2 separate regions of the Homo sapiens genome follow, and region 2 is linked to region 1. A link is a contact called in ENCODE Hi-C or POLR2A ChIA-PET data. All regions are on one chromosome and are shown on one strand. The core of a region is the stretch at or near the end of the contact, and the rest is flanking DNA. Distances in the headings are between cores, read along the strand shown. Region 1 holds the start of DUS2 (dihydrouridine synthase 2). Region 2 overlaps SLC7A6 (solute carrier family 7 member 6).

Region 1 (7,233 bases), core at 996-3,495:
TGCCAGTACCTTCCAGAGATTTCGCCAAGACGCCCGTTTGTCTTGGGCATTGTTAGAGAGTAACTCTGTCTACTGCTAGTCACATTTCCTTTCCTTTCCTTTCCCTGGGGGCTTAATGGATACCTTTTTGGGGGCAGGAAATACAAACTAAATGTTTATAAATGAAAACATCAACTGAAAGAGCCTTTGTCCTAGATGTGGAGGTTTGGTGTATGAATCCTCAGAAACTACTGAATTCCGCCCCGGTGCTAATTATTCTTAGGGGAGGCACATAAAAACATCATTTATTGTTAGAAATCATGACATGATACAAAGTCAAAATCCACTTGTGTCTTGCTAAAGACTACAGAAAGCCATGCTCAGCAGCTTCTTCTCCAATGCTGGCCAGCAGCGTACCTTTCCAAGTCACAAAGCAGTTCATCCCGCCCTCAAGGAGCCGACAGGGCAGCCCAGAGCCTCCCACTGACAAGTGTGGTCACCCACTCAAGATACTGGGAAAGATCCCTGTTCTAGCATCACATTTTAATCAGATTTGTCAAAATCAGGTTGCTTGGGGCAAAGGCTCTTTCACCGAGGATGCTAGTCCTGGAAGACTTCTCCTTCGGCGAGCCGCCAGCTCAATCTTCTGAACCAGGCTCACATCCCAGGGATGGGTCACAAAACTGATGACGGTGCCTGGCACCTCGCTCCCCACACGGCCCACTCTCCCTGCTCTGTGGATGTAATCTTGCAGCGTTGGGGGGAAATCATAATTGACAACCAGCTCCACACCAGTGCTGTCCAGGCCCCGAGAGGCTATGTCTGTGCAGAGAAGTATGTCTCGGGAGCTCTTCTGGAAGGACTGGAAGATTCCTACCCTCATCAAGGCTGGCATTTGCCCCTGCAACCTTAGGTGTTGGATTTTGTGGTCATCCAGAATATATCCCAGCCAGTTCACAGTGCTGGAGCTATTACAGAACACCAGAACAGTTCCTGAGGGACCAGTCCTTTCTGCTCTGTCACGATGCTTGAGGATGTGCACCAGCTCGGCCACCTTATCTGCTCCCTTCAGTCTCAGAAATGTCTGTTTCACATGAGGCATGATACAGTGGAGCTTGGAGCTGGTGATGGTGGTGACAGCATCTGGGCTGGCGACTTTATTCAGCAACTGGCCTACACCTTCGGGAAATGTGGCTCCTACCAGCACTAACTGAGCTTTGGGATTGAAGGGGTCTTCCAAGTCAGCTGGGCCTTCTGCTATGTGGCTCTTCTCTAAGATGTAGTCCACCAGTTCCAGGAAGCTTTCATCCAGCAGTGTGTCTGCCTCATCCAACACCAAGAAGGAGAGTTGCTCCAGACTGATCAGTCGACTTTTCAGGGCCTTCCACAGAGCCCCTGGAGTGGCCACAAGCACATCTGCTGAAGGCTGTCTGGACAGCTGCAGCCTGATCCTACGCATGCCGTGGCCTCCCTCCAGGTCCCGCACCAGCAGGCCCAAGGAGCGGCCCAAGGGTTGGGCCACAGCCCGCACCTGTTGGGCCAATTCTCGGGAAGGAACAAGGACCAGGCCTCGGGGCGCGGGGATAGGAAGGGAGTCCAGGCTTGGCTGGCCCAAGAGCCGTTGAAGCAGCGGCAGGAGGTAGCTGAGAGTCTTGCCACTGCCGGTTTCTGCGGCGCAAACGACATGGCGGCCGCGAAGTAGTGAGGGGATGGTGCTAGACTGCACGGTTGTGGGCTGAACGACTTCAGGCGCAGCCTCCTGTAGTGCGTGCAGCACACGGGGCTCCAGGCCCAGGTCAGCAAAGCTGCCCTTAGACGAGAGCTTTCGCACCGCTGGCGCCTCCTGTTGCGCGCGCTCGATGGAGAAGTGGTCCCGACGCGCGCGTCGACTCTTCCAGCCTTGAGAGGCTAGCGGCGCGCGCTCCCAACGGCCCAGTGTGAGGCGCGCCGGCTGGTTCAACTCCGGCCGCCGCGCCGAAACCAGCAGCGGTCCGGGTCGAACCAGCACCGGCCTCGGGAGGTTCCGCCGCCTGCTCTGCCGCTGTTCCAACTGCCGCTGTAGAGCCACTGGGATGCGCACCACCGGCAGGGGTTCGTCGGGACTGCGGACCGTGAGGCCCCGTCGCGGCGCCAGGAGCAACCGAGTCACGAGGGAAAAGAGCCGCACCGGCCGCGTTAGAGCCATGTTTCCCTTAGTGCGGGAGAAGCGCACATCAGTGACGTCACGGACGCGCCGCGACCTCGCGTACGGTGGCTGGCGAGGCTCAGTACGGTGTGTGGAGCTGGAGCACCGTGAGGAAGAAGCGAGGTTCTTTTTAAGAGTTCAGCTGCGAGGTCTGTAGCTCCGAATAGGGGATGGCGACATCCAGACCCGGCCAGCCTTGGGGAAGGGCGCGTCGTGGAGGCAGGACTGGAGGCTGGCGATACGAGGCGGCAGTGGGGCCTTGACCCAATGGACCATGAGGGCGGAGGGCTTCTGGCGATTGGTTACCTGGTTCCTGGGATTCTCTTTAGTTGTTCCTCATTGCCCTGAGATAGCTTGTCCCGTGCTGGTATCCGAGGTTGCAGCTGTTTTCCCAGATGTGTTCCCTGCGCAGGGTCTGGTAATCCGTGTTTATTGAGAGTTTGAATGAATGATCAGGCCTAGGGGCCGAGACAGGGGTCTGAAGTCATAGATCTGGGCTCAACCCCTCACCCTCTCTGTCTGTGAGCCCAGAGTGCAAGCTGATGGCTTTCAGCTTCTTCTCTCTCTCAAGTGGGAGATAAGGTCTTCAGGTTTTATTTCAAGTTGGGTCATCTTTTCTTCACAGTTATTTTCCTTCCTTTTAAGCCAAGGTTCACTCTCTACTCCCTCGTCACGCGTCCCAACTTCTCATCCAGAACCCACCCCTCTTGCAGCCCGCTCAGCTCCACTGGCTTCCCCGTCAGAAACCTGAATTACCTAAAATAGTAGTAAGAAGGGTGCTGCGACCCTACAAAGTGATCAAGTACGTGGCTTATCATGTAGCCCTGGTCAGGCAGAATATTTTACCTGAATTCAGATATTCGGGTTGTAAAAACAAGAACTATACGAGTCACTTTTTTTTTTTTTTTTTCTGAGACACAGTCTCGTTCTGTCACCCAGGCTGGAGTGCAGTGGCGCAATCTCGGCTCACTGCAACCTCCACCTCCTGGGTTCAGGTGATTCTCCTGCCTCTGCCTCCCAAGTAGCTGAGACTACAGCCGTACACCACCCACGCCCGGCTAATTTTTTCTGTTTTTAGTAGAGACAGGGTTTCACTATGTAGGCCTGGCTGGTCTCGAACTCCTGGCCTCAAGCGATCTTCCCACCTCGGCCTCCCAAAGTGATGGGATTATAAGCGTGAGCCACCATGCCCAACAGATACTTCTTGAACAGATCTGGAAAATGGGTGTCAGATCTTTTCTGTAATTTGCAGTGCCTGGGGTGGGAGATAAGGTAAATATTTATGGATTAACTCTCTGGGAGGTTCGTAACATCTGGAGAAAACGTTTTAGTTTCATCAAATACCAATGAAAAGATAAAAACTTTGCTTTTTTTGGAATAGTATGAGGAAAAACTTTCACAATTTTAAGTACACTCTACCCTTGTGCTACACAATTAGACTTTCTGGAGAGTTACCAGATAAATCAGAGGAAGAGAGGCTTTTTTTCTCCACAAGAAAATATCTGGAAGTAGGAAGAGAAAGTTTTGAGTAGTGATGGGTGAATGAACAGTCATTGGATAGGGTAGTGGTTCTAAAACAAGGGTGATTTTGCCCTTTCCCTCCCACCATATTTGACAATGGCTGGATACTTTTTTTTTTTTTTTTTTTATAGACAGTCTCACTGTGTTGCCCAGGCTGGAGTACAGTGGTGCGATGTCAGCTCACTGCAGTCTCTGCCTTCTGGGTTCAAGGGATTCTCCTGCATCAGCCATCTGAGTAGCTGGGATTAGAGGTGTGCGCTACCACTCCCAGCTAATTTTTGTATTTTTAATAGAGACAGGGTTTCACTACGTTGGGCAGGCTGGTCTCAAACTCCTGACCTCATGATTTGCCCACCTTGGTCTCCCAAAGTGCTGAGATTACAGGTGTGAGCCGCTGTGCCCGGCCCAATTCTATGCTACTTTTATGATTCTTTCCAAACTCAGGGCTTCTCCTTATCCAAATAGTTCCTTGGGGCCAGGCTCATGCCTGTAATCCCAGCTACTCGGGAGGCTGAGGCAGGATAATCGTTTGAACCCGGGAGGCGGAGGTTGTTGCAGTGAGCCGAGATCGCACCATTGCACTCCAGCCTGGGCGACAGGGCGAGACTCTGTCTCAAAAAAAAAAAAAAAAGGTCCCTTGGATGTTTGTCCCAACAGGTTTCATCCATTTCCATGTGCCACTGTTTTTCAGATATCAAACAAAGAATTACTCTGTACAAAGCCAGAACACATATATCAAAGTAATCCTGAAGTATCAGAACAAAATAATAGGTATGTATATGCATTTGGGTTTTTGGGTTTTGTTCAAATATCCAGGGTAGGGTAGCTGGTTAATATATAGTTGTTTTCTCATTATGCTTGAGTCCTTACAATATGATTACCTCAAAATTTCACAGGAGTTAGAGCTTGCCTAAGCCTGTCTGTGTCCGTGGCCACTAATTTCTTCTTGTCACATCACTAGACACTGCCTACCTTTTTTCCCCCTCACTCACAGAGGACATTGATTAACTTCTAAATGTTTTCTGAGATATTTTTATAAGTAGTGCTTTAGAAATAGGAAAGGTATCCTTATTGTGAAAAAAAATCTAAGCTCCTGAGATCAGGAGCTTGGTGTGTTCCTTGGATCTCAGTTAATAATGGTATATTCATTCATTCATTCAATCATTCATTCAACAAATACTTCCTGAGCACCACGCATGTGCCAGGCATTGGTAGTGAGGAAAACAGCCAAAATCCCTGCCCTTGTGGAGTTTACATTCTGATTTAATTGATTTGGGTTAAGGCCTAGACAAGGTCTTGCTCTGTCACCCAGGCTAGACTTCAGTGGTGCCATCTCGACTCACTGTAACCTCTGCCTCCCAGGTTCAAGTGATTCTTCTGCCTCAGCCACCCCAGTAGGTGGGATTACAGGCACGTGCTACCAAACCCGGCTAATTTCTGTATTTTTAGTAGAGATGAGGTTTTGCCATTTTGACCAGGCTGATCTCGAACTCCTGACCTCAGTTGATCTGCCTGCCTTGGCCTCCCGAAGTGCTGGGATTACAGATGTGAGCCATTGTGCCCAGCCGAGAAATTGGTATTTTTAGAAACCTCTCCAGATGTAACTAGGCTTGAGAATCACAGTTATAAATGAAGCACTTTGGGAATTGCAAAGCATTACAGCAATAAAAAGTGCTATTGGTATTACTTTATTGTTCCTCCATTTTCCCACCTGTAGCAGGGCTGTGCGCAGGTAATCATATTTTCAGTCATTATCACTATAGTATTCCTGGACCCTTTGACCTTCCTTCTCATCCAGCTCCCTACCTGCTCTTTGTTTTTTACCCTCTGGTCTACCTTCTGTTTCCCGAGTGATGTTATTAAAGCACAGCTAGGCCTGGTGTGGTGGCTCACGCCTGTAATCCCAGCACTTTGAGAGGCCAAGGCGGGCAGATCACGAGGTCAGGAGTTCAAGACCAGTCTGGCAAACGTGGTGAAACCCTTTCTTTACAAAAATACAAAAATTAGCTGAGCATGGTGGCAGGCACCTGTAATCCCAGCTACTCGGGAGGCTGAAGTGGAAGAATTGCTTGAACCCGGGAGGCGGAGGTTGCAGTGACCTGAGATTGTGCCATTGCATTCCAGACTGGGTGATAGAGCAAGAGTCTATCTGAAAAAAAAAAAAAAAAAAAAAGCACAGCTATGGCCATGTTACCCTTTGACTCAAAAGCCATTCATGAATCCTTGTTGCCTGCAGATTATTTCCTAATCAGTATCCAGAATTGGGCTCAACCTCTTCTGTTGCTTTCTTATGTGAATCTTGTTCACTCAAGTGATGGCTCCATGCAAGTTGGCCAAAGGGCTTGTAGTCCTTTACTGGGTAAGCCAGAGATTGGAGTAGTCATTCGTCTCCTCTAAAACCAAACTTGAGTGATAACAAAGCACTTTAAATGCACTTTGGCTGGGATAGAGTTCTTCTGTGACTGAAGCATGGAGTGGATCATAGCTCTTGTTGCACTTGGTCCATTAACTTCTTGTTTTTTTTTTTTTTTGGAGATGGAGTTTTGCTCTTGTTGCCCAGGCTAGAGTGCAGTGGCATGATCTCAGCTTACTGTGACCTCCGCCTCCCGGGTTCAAGTGATTCTCTTGCCTCAGCCTCCCAAGTAGCTGGGATTACAGGCATGCGCCACCACACCCGGCTAATTTTGTATTTTTAGTAGAGACGTGGTTTCTCCATGTTGGTCAGGCTGGTCTGGTCTCAAACTCCCGACTTTAGGTAATCCGCCTGCCTTGGCCTCCCAAAGTGCTGGGATTACAGGCGTGAGCCACCTCACCCGGCTGCCATTAACTTCTTTTTACAGCAAACACTAAGCATCTACCATATGCCAGATTGTATGCTCTCTGATGAGGATCTGGTGATGAACAAGCCACAGTGCCTATTTTCACCTTACAGTGAAGAAGGCATATTGACAGATAGTTGCTCTTCTATTAATAGTTGCCAGGATAGCTCCATGCCAGGACAGGAATGAGCTCAGAGATGCCTTTACCCTGTTTTGGGAGATGTTGGTCAGAGAAGGCTTCCAGGAGGAGGTGATGAGGTTCTAAAAGTCTACAGGGAGTCAGCCAGGTGGAAGAATAGGGACGTGGCCCCTGGGCAGGGACAGCTTGTTCAGAGATCCCATACTGAGAGAGAGCAGGCCAGGCTGGGGAACTAGAAATATTTAAGAATAGCTGAAGCTTAGCATGGGGGAGTTCTGAGGGCAGGAGGCAGGTGATGAAAGAGGCTTCTATGGAAGGTGGAGACCAGACCTTATATTTACTGTGTTAAAGAGTGTAGACTTAATTTTACAGGCAGTAGGGAAGGCGTCCAGAAATGGAACTATCATGTTTTGCGTATCATATCTTTGCGTTTGGAAAGAGCCCTTTGGCTGGAAGGAGCATGGATTGGAAGTGATAAGCCTGGAGGCAGAGAGACTGGTTTGGAGACTGTTGTCATGGTTCAGTTGATAGATGATGGCAGTTGTAGAGCTGAGAAGCTCTTTGAGGTTAAGAGCTTAGTGCTTTCCGTG
Region 2 (6,561 bases), core at 1,369-3,868, 260 kb after region 1:
ACCACCATGCACAGAACAGCTTCTCACAATAAAGACTTACTTGGCCTAAAATGTCAATAGTGCTGAGGTTGAGAAACTCTGTCTTAAGGGTGCACTCTGTTCATATGTGTTCTGGGGTTTTGGAATCTTATGTGGTGAGGCAGGGCCACAGGCTGCTGACTGAACTCAGTAAGTTTAGGGGCTCATACTCACTTGTGGGACTAATGGGGAGAAATGTTGGTTCTTGAGGTAGGTACATAGGGTCTCCTCTTTGCCTAGGTGACCAGCAGGATTCACAGTAACCCAGGTGCCCAGTATTATAAGAGTACTTGATTTGACTGCAGAAGGGTGGTGTTTCTGCCTTGGGTGTTGTCAGCCCATTTAGCTTTGTGGGCTTTGACCTCGGGATCCTCCCTCTTGTGTAGGCTTATACACATCAATGGAAAGTATTTGCTTTGAAGATTTCAACATGGAAGTAGTTCATTGCTGACACAGCGGCATCAAAGCCCAGCGCCTGCTCACAGCTGAGACTCCATTCCCCCTGAGTTTGTTTGGCAAGGGTGACAGTGAGCAGGAGGAAGAGAAGGAGGGAGACTGGGAAGGATGAGACTGGAGGGAAGAAGAAACACTGTATGATCCCTGAGTATCCATTGTTTCCATGCTTTCCTGCTCTCTTGGACCCAGGCCTGGTCAGAGTTCTCAGTAGAAAAGATACGCTCCTCATTTTGGCTAGTTGCTATGGACAGACAACTTTCTTGTTCTGAGAGTGATACGGGGCTAGGGAGGACTGGGTCTTGATCATAGTTGTTTCAAGACTCCAACCCTATATATAGTTCGAATGCTTTCATAATGGGACTAAATGTATTTGTGTAATTAAAAACAAAGACACTGGCCAGGCTCAGTGGCTCATGCCTGTAATCTCAGCAGTTTGGGAGGCCAAGGCAGGAGGATCACTTGAGCCCAGGAGTTCATGACCAGCCTGGGCAACATAGCAAGAACTCGTCTCTTAAAAAACAAAATAAAACAAAAAACCACAAAAAAACAAGGATACTTTAAAAAAAGACACATACATTACATATTTATATACATCCCAGGAGGTAGCCACTGATTCTGGGATCCCCATTTGGAAGGGTTTACCTCCCCTGGAGTGTTGGAGAGCATTTCACTCCTGAATGTCTTGTAGTTGTCCCCTCCCTACCCTGCCTTTCTTCCTTTCTTCCTTCCACATTTTTTTTTTTTTAGATGGAGTCTCACTCTGTTGCCCAGGCTGGAGTCCAGTGGCGTGATCTTGGCTCATTGCAACCTCTGCCTCCCGGGTTCAAGTGATTCTCCTGCCTCGGCCTGCTGATTAGCTGGGACTACAGGCATACGCCACTATGCCCAGCTAATTATTTTGTATTTTTAGTAGAGACGGGGTTTCACCATACTGGCCAGGCTAGTCTCAAACCCTTGACCTTGTGATTTGCCCGCCTCGGCCTCCCAAAGTGCTGGCATTACAGGTGTGAGCCACTGCGCCCGGCCTTTCTTCCACATTTTTGTTGTTATTTTTTGTTTACGGTTGCACTCCTTTGTCCTTGAATGCCCCTTTATAACATTCAGCCTGTCTGGGAGGAATTGGAAGGTTTCCCTCCGCTCTCTGTTGCCTGTGGGAAAAGAGAGTTGTGACTACTGTCAGCGTAGCTGGGAGTACAGCTTCAGATTGCCAGGCAATCTCCTCATCAGAAAGAGAGTATGAAAGGCACAGTTCTGCGAGAGGGTGCATATGTTATTCACTATTAACTTGGGTTTCAGACAACAGAAAACCTTTAGCAGCATGGCTCAAACATGTTGATGTTTGTTTCTCTCACATGTTAAAAGGAGGCAGTGTGGTTTGGATGACTTCAGTTCTTCAGGGAGCCAGGTTTATTCCTTCTGTCTTCCTGCCATCCTCAGCCTGTGACTTCTAGCTGGTGGTCCAGGATGGTTATTGAAGCTCTAGCTGTCATGTCTGCACTGTAACTGACAAGAAGGACAAAGACACTGCCTCCCCCATTTAAAGACACTTTCTGAGGTCTTATATGAAATATTTGCATACATCCCGGGAGAAAACCTGGTTGCACAGCCGTACCTACCTGCAGGAGAGGCTGGGCAATGTCAGCTTTATTTTGGACAGCCATGCCTTCAGCTAAAATTTCTATTACGAATGAAAAAGGGAAGAACAGATAGAGGAAGATAACTAGCCATGTCTGCCACAGAGACTTTGGGGATTTGTTTCTGCTTTGGCTTTCAGTTTGGATCTGCCATTTGAGTACTCCTTTCTCAGCAATAAGCTCCCAGAGAGCCTTGAAGACCCTCACGTGGGTCCCACGCTCCTTGGTGCAGGCTTGTCCAGCAAGGAAATGAGATCAGGAGAAGAGGGAAGGCTTGGATGTTTTAATTGTGGTAGCTGAATCTTAGCATCTGGCTTTAAGGCCCAGTTGTTGACTTTGTTTGAACTCTGATAGTTTATGGTAAGCTAGGGGGGCTGGGAGTTCTGGGAAGCAATAGAGGAGTAAGGATCAGATGGTGAAATTTTGTTTCTTAATTAGAATCAGGAGAACAGTCAAGGGACTTGGCTTCTGCTTGACAGACTGTTCTAGGAGCTCTCTGTTCTCTGGCAGGGCTGATAGTAGGGTGAGGCAAACGAGGTGCCTGGGGTCAGCGTTGAAGGGCGTACTCACTCTCAGGTTCCGGCATGTGGTCCCCTGAGAGTGAGTGCCTCCTTAAATTTTGTGCCCTAGGTGCCTCCTAGCTTCACACTACCCTGGCTCTGCCTTCTGGTGCTACATTGTTGCTAATGAACCATTTTTATTTTTAAACAAATTCTTTTAAAAATTTTCAGGGGCCATGCTAATCTTCTTTGCGTCGTTCCAATTTTAGTATATGTGCTGCTGAAGTGAGCACGAACTATTTTTATTTTTATCTAGAAAGAGGCGTATGTTCACGGTAAACCATGGTAAACCACAGAGTGGAAAAAGTCTCCTTCCCTCTCCACAGCTTTAGTCTTTCTCCCCAGAGGAGCCACTCTGACCAGGTGCTTTTGTATCCTTCCAGCTGGTCTATTGGAATGGACTCTGCAGGCATTTCCACAAGCAGCCTTCTTTATTCATTAGTTTAGCACATAGTTGAATTTCCACTGTGTGTAATATTTACCTGTGCACAGAGAGGACCAAACCTGTAGGACATTTATGGCAGGATAGAAGGAAGGAGAAGGATCAGAAGTGAGACCCAGTGCCAGTTAGTGGGTCTGAGGAGTGTATCAGCTTCTCTTCCCCTTGGAGCTGCAAACCAGAAGCACAGTTAGCACTGCCAGGATATTGTCAGACAGTCTCTTTCTCCATGTTTATTTCCACCTTTTTGTGTTTCTCTCCTTTTATCCTCTTCTGTCTCTGCCTCCTTGTCTCTTATCTCTCACCCCTCTGTCTCTTCTGTGTATTTTCTCGTCTTTTTTTTTTTTTTTTTTAGAGACAAGTTCTCACTCTGTTGCCCTGGCTGGAGTGCAGTGACTATTCACAGATGCTATTACAGTGCACTATAGGCCCGGACTCCTGGGTTCGGCAGTTCTCCCACCTCAGCCTCCCACACAGTTGGGACTCCAGGTGTGCACCGCTGCCCCGGCCCCCTGTCTGTCTTTTTGTCTAAGCTGCATGCCCTCCCACTTCTGCTTCTTTTTGTGTTCTGCTTCCTTCCTCTATTTACTTATGGTTTCTGTCCCTTTGTTACTAAGGGCTTGTATGTGACTTTCACTTGCTGTAGCTCCTGACCCTTCTGCCCATTACTGTTAGATTCAGTTTCTTGGTATTCCAACTCTGTGTTTCTGGGAGAGGCAATGTAACAGGCTCAACTTGGGTCCAGTGTCTGGCTCCATCAGTCATGATAGGGAAGGGGGAGCAATTCCCAAGAAGGAGCTGGGCAGGTACTTCAAAACATGGCTACTGTACTGTGTAGGGGCCTATGGATTACTGGTACCTATTAACTAGGTAATCCTTATGTTAGCTGATTGAGGCTTAACCCCATACAGGTAGCTTTGATCATCAGGGTAGGTCCCTGGGAAGACCTGCCAGCAGCATGCATTTCTTTGGGCTGCTTCTCCCCTCCCATTTGACCACTGTCCCCCTACTCCCACATCATGATTGACTAGTAAGCACCTGTGTTACTGGCCAGTGTACTGAGTGAAAGCTCTTTGAAGCCATTGAGCCTGGCACCTGCCACCTGTGTTCATTTTCACAGGCTGGCCATAGGCACTTCTCTCCATTTGAATGGAAGAATATCCAACTTTCTGACAATTTGCCTTGCTCCAGGGAATTGGAAGTTAGAGTGAAAATCTTACCACCTTGGTTCCAACCAGGGTTTATCAGTGCCCCTCTTTGCTTGGTGATGAGCTTAAGAAAACAACGTGGCCAGGCATAGTGGCTCATGCCTGTAATCCTAATATGGGAGGCTGAGGCAGGAGGATTGCTTGAGCCCAGGAGTTCCAGACCAGCCTGGACAATACAGCAAGACCCCTGTCTCTACAAAATAATTTTTTTTTAATTAGCTGGGTGTGGTGGTGTGCACCTGTGGTCCCAGCTAATAGGAGGTTGAGGTGGGAAGATCACTTGAGCCCTGGACATCGAGGCTGCAGTGAGCTGTGATCGCACCCACTCCAGCCTGGGTGACAGAGCAAGACCCTGTCTCAAAAAAAAAAAAAAAAAAAAAAAGAAGGAAAGAAGGAAAATAAAATGATATACTGCTGTTACCTTCTGAGAATTTGTGATCTTGGGAGAAGCATGACCCAATCACCTGAGGGAGAGACTTGAGACAGGTGTCTACATGATGATAGCATAGACACTAACCTGTGCTAAGAAGCAGGAATGCCATGTGGTTCAGGAGAGAAAGAGCTCAGAGAGGGGTGGGGTGGTGTATTCAGAGAAGGTTTTACAGAGGAAGAGGAAGTGGGGGCTGAACTAGACCTTGACTGGGAGTTGCTGTTGGCTATGGCAGGAAGAGGAGGGGAGGACATTTCTTTTTATGTGTGTGTACGGTACGAGTAAGAGAGAGAGTCTGGCTGAAGGAGAGAGTGCAAAGTGGGTAGGAGTAAGTGGAGTTGGCCTAGAGGATGGGCCCAAAAGATTTTGTAGTAAGATTTGAGGTGCACATAAAAGTTCTGTTTTTGTATGCTAGAGGCAGTACTCACAGATGTCACTGCGTTCCTTCCTGCTGGATATTGCTCTTATGTCGTCCCCATGGATCAGTCATTGTTTAGCAGGAGCAAAGTGCCGGGGCTCTCAGCACAGGGCCCAGATGTCACTGAAGTGTGTGAGGAGCTAGAACTTAAAGCCACGTGAGCCTAGGGAGTACTCGAGTGGGTGCGCTTCTCCATGGACTTCATTGAGAATTGGGAGGTATGGGTAGGAATGAGGGTGGAAGCGATCAGTGGGCTTGGGAATGTGAACTTAGAAATGGTAGTTAGCTTCTCTCACCTCAGTTTCCTCATCCATAAAATGGGAATAGGAATATCTGTATTTTGGAGTCGTGAGAATTGATGGAGAGGTGTATGTGAAATTGTCAGGCATATAACAGACTTTTCTTTTTCTCCTTTTTTTTTTTTTTTTGAGACGAGGTCTTACTCTGTCATCAGGCTGGAGTGCACGGCTCACTGCTGCCTCAACCTCCTAGGCTCAAGCGACCCTCCCTCCTCAGCCTCCTGAGTAGCTGGGACTACAGGTGTGCACCACCACGCCCAGCTAATTTTTGTATTTTTTGTAGGGACAGGGTTTCTCCATGTTGCCCAGGCTGGTCTCTAACTCCTGGGCTCACATGATCCATCTGCCTCAGTTTCCCAAAGTGCTGGGATTACAGGTGTGAGCCACTGCACCTGGCCTCATTTTTACACTTAATGCAAAACACTGTCTCTCTAATTTCTTAGGTAACCTGCCATCTGCATTCAAATTTACCTCACTTACTGATGAGTTTCTTTTGGCCATGAAGAGGTCTTGTGTCTCCTGTGGTTTGGAACCTTGGGAGTCTGGGTGGGAAAGAGTAGGTGAAATCACCCATCCCTGGGCCTGGGGGGAATTCCCAGAAATGGTGCTAGCCATCAGGATGTATAAGTATGTGTTCACGCATGCCTTCATATCCTTGAGCACCAGTAGTGATGGAAGTGCCTGTGTGCTGTCAGCTGGGGCGGGTGCAGGGTGTCCCCTCGCTTGCCAGTTCGCCTTGTTCTGACTGGTCCATTGGCCCCTTTGCCTTAGGCAGGAAGGGCAGAAAGAGTGCTCTCTGTAAAGAGGGGTTGGGCCCCTGTGCCCTCAACTCAAGCCTGCCAGTGACTTTGTGGTTTTCCTCCTAGGTCTGCTGACATTTGTGAACTGTGCCTATGTCAAGTGGGGCACACGTGTGCAGGACACGTTCACTTACGCCAAGGTCGTAGCGCTCATTGCCATCATTGTCATGGGCCTTGTTAAACTGTGCCAGGGTAAGTGGTGGGAAGGGGGGTACCACCAACAGTTCCTCTGGATTCCCTGAGGAGAACATGGCGACTCTGTTAGCTTCACTGCTCGGCTGTTTCTATGTACATGCTAG

Evidence for each region. A loop is a pair of places that touch in the nucleus more often than their neighbours do. ChIA-PET counts read pairs that join two places held with the same protein, here RNA polymerase II (POLR2A). Pooled maps may share reads with other maps.
Region 2: a pooled map shows a loop between it and region 1 (2.4-fold over the local background). The contact joins the enhancer-like site here to the promoter of DUS2 in region 1. A Hi-C loop is called at or near these places in 4 of 50 pooled maps. POLR2A ChIA-PET finds 5 or more read pairs at or near these places in 3 of 52 experiments (Panc1, T-cell and activated B cell).

Annotation. Positions count from the first base shown.
Region 1 is chr16:68,021,039-68,028,271 of GRCh38, forward strand. It overlaps DUS2 (dihydrouridine synthase 2), which reads left to right and starts at 2,246. Exons shown (of 17, transcript NM_017803.5): 1 at 2,246-2,313; 2 at 4,377-4,456. It overlaps DDX28 (DEAD-box helicase 28), which reads right to left and starts at 2,194. Exons shown (of 1, transcript NM_018380.4): 1 at 1-2,194. The coding sequence starts at 2,164. The coding sequence ends at 542. RefSeq lists enhancers at 895-1,645, 1,646-2,396, 2,107-2,346.
Region 2 is chr16:68,281,418-68,287,978 of GRCh38, forward strand. SLC7A6 (solute carrier family 7 member 6) reads left to right here. Exons shown (of 11, transcript NM_003983.6): 4 at 6,329-6,454. It also overlaps the pseudogene RNU6-1262P. Among named protein-coding and RNA genes, the nearest start is that of SLC7A6, 20 kb to the left of the region's middle. RefSeq lists enhancers at 329-623, 2,805-2,944 and a silencer at 4,949-5,243. Within about 2 kb of position 2,619, at least 16 of the 41 ENCODE cell types and tissues checked have a DNase peak (open chromatin) inside an H3K27ac peak, as active enhancers do.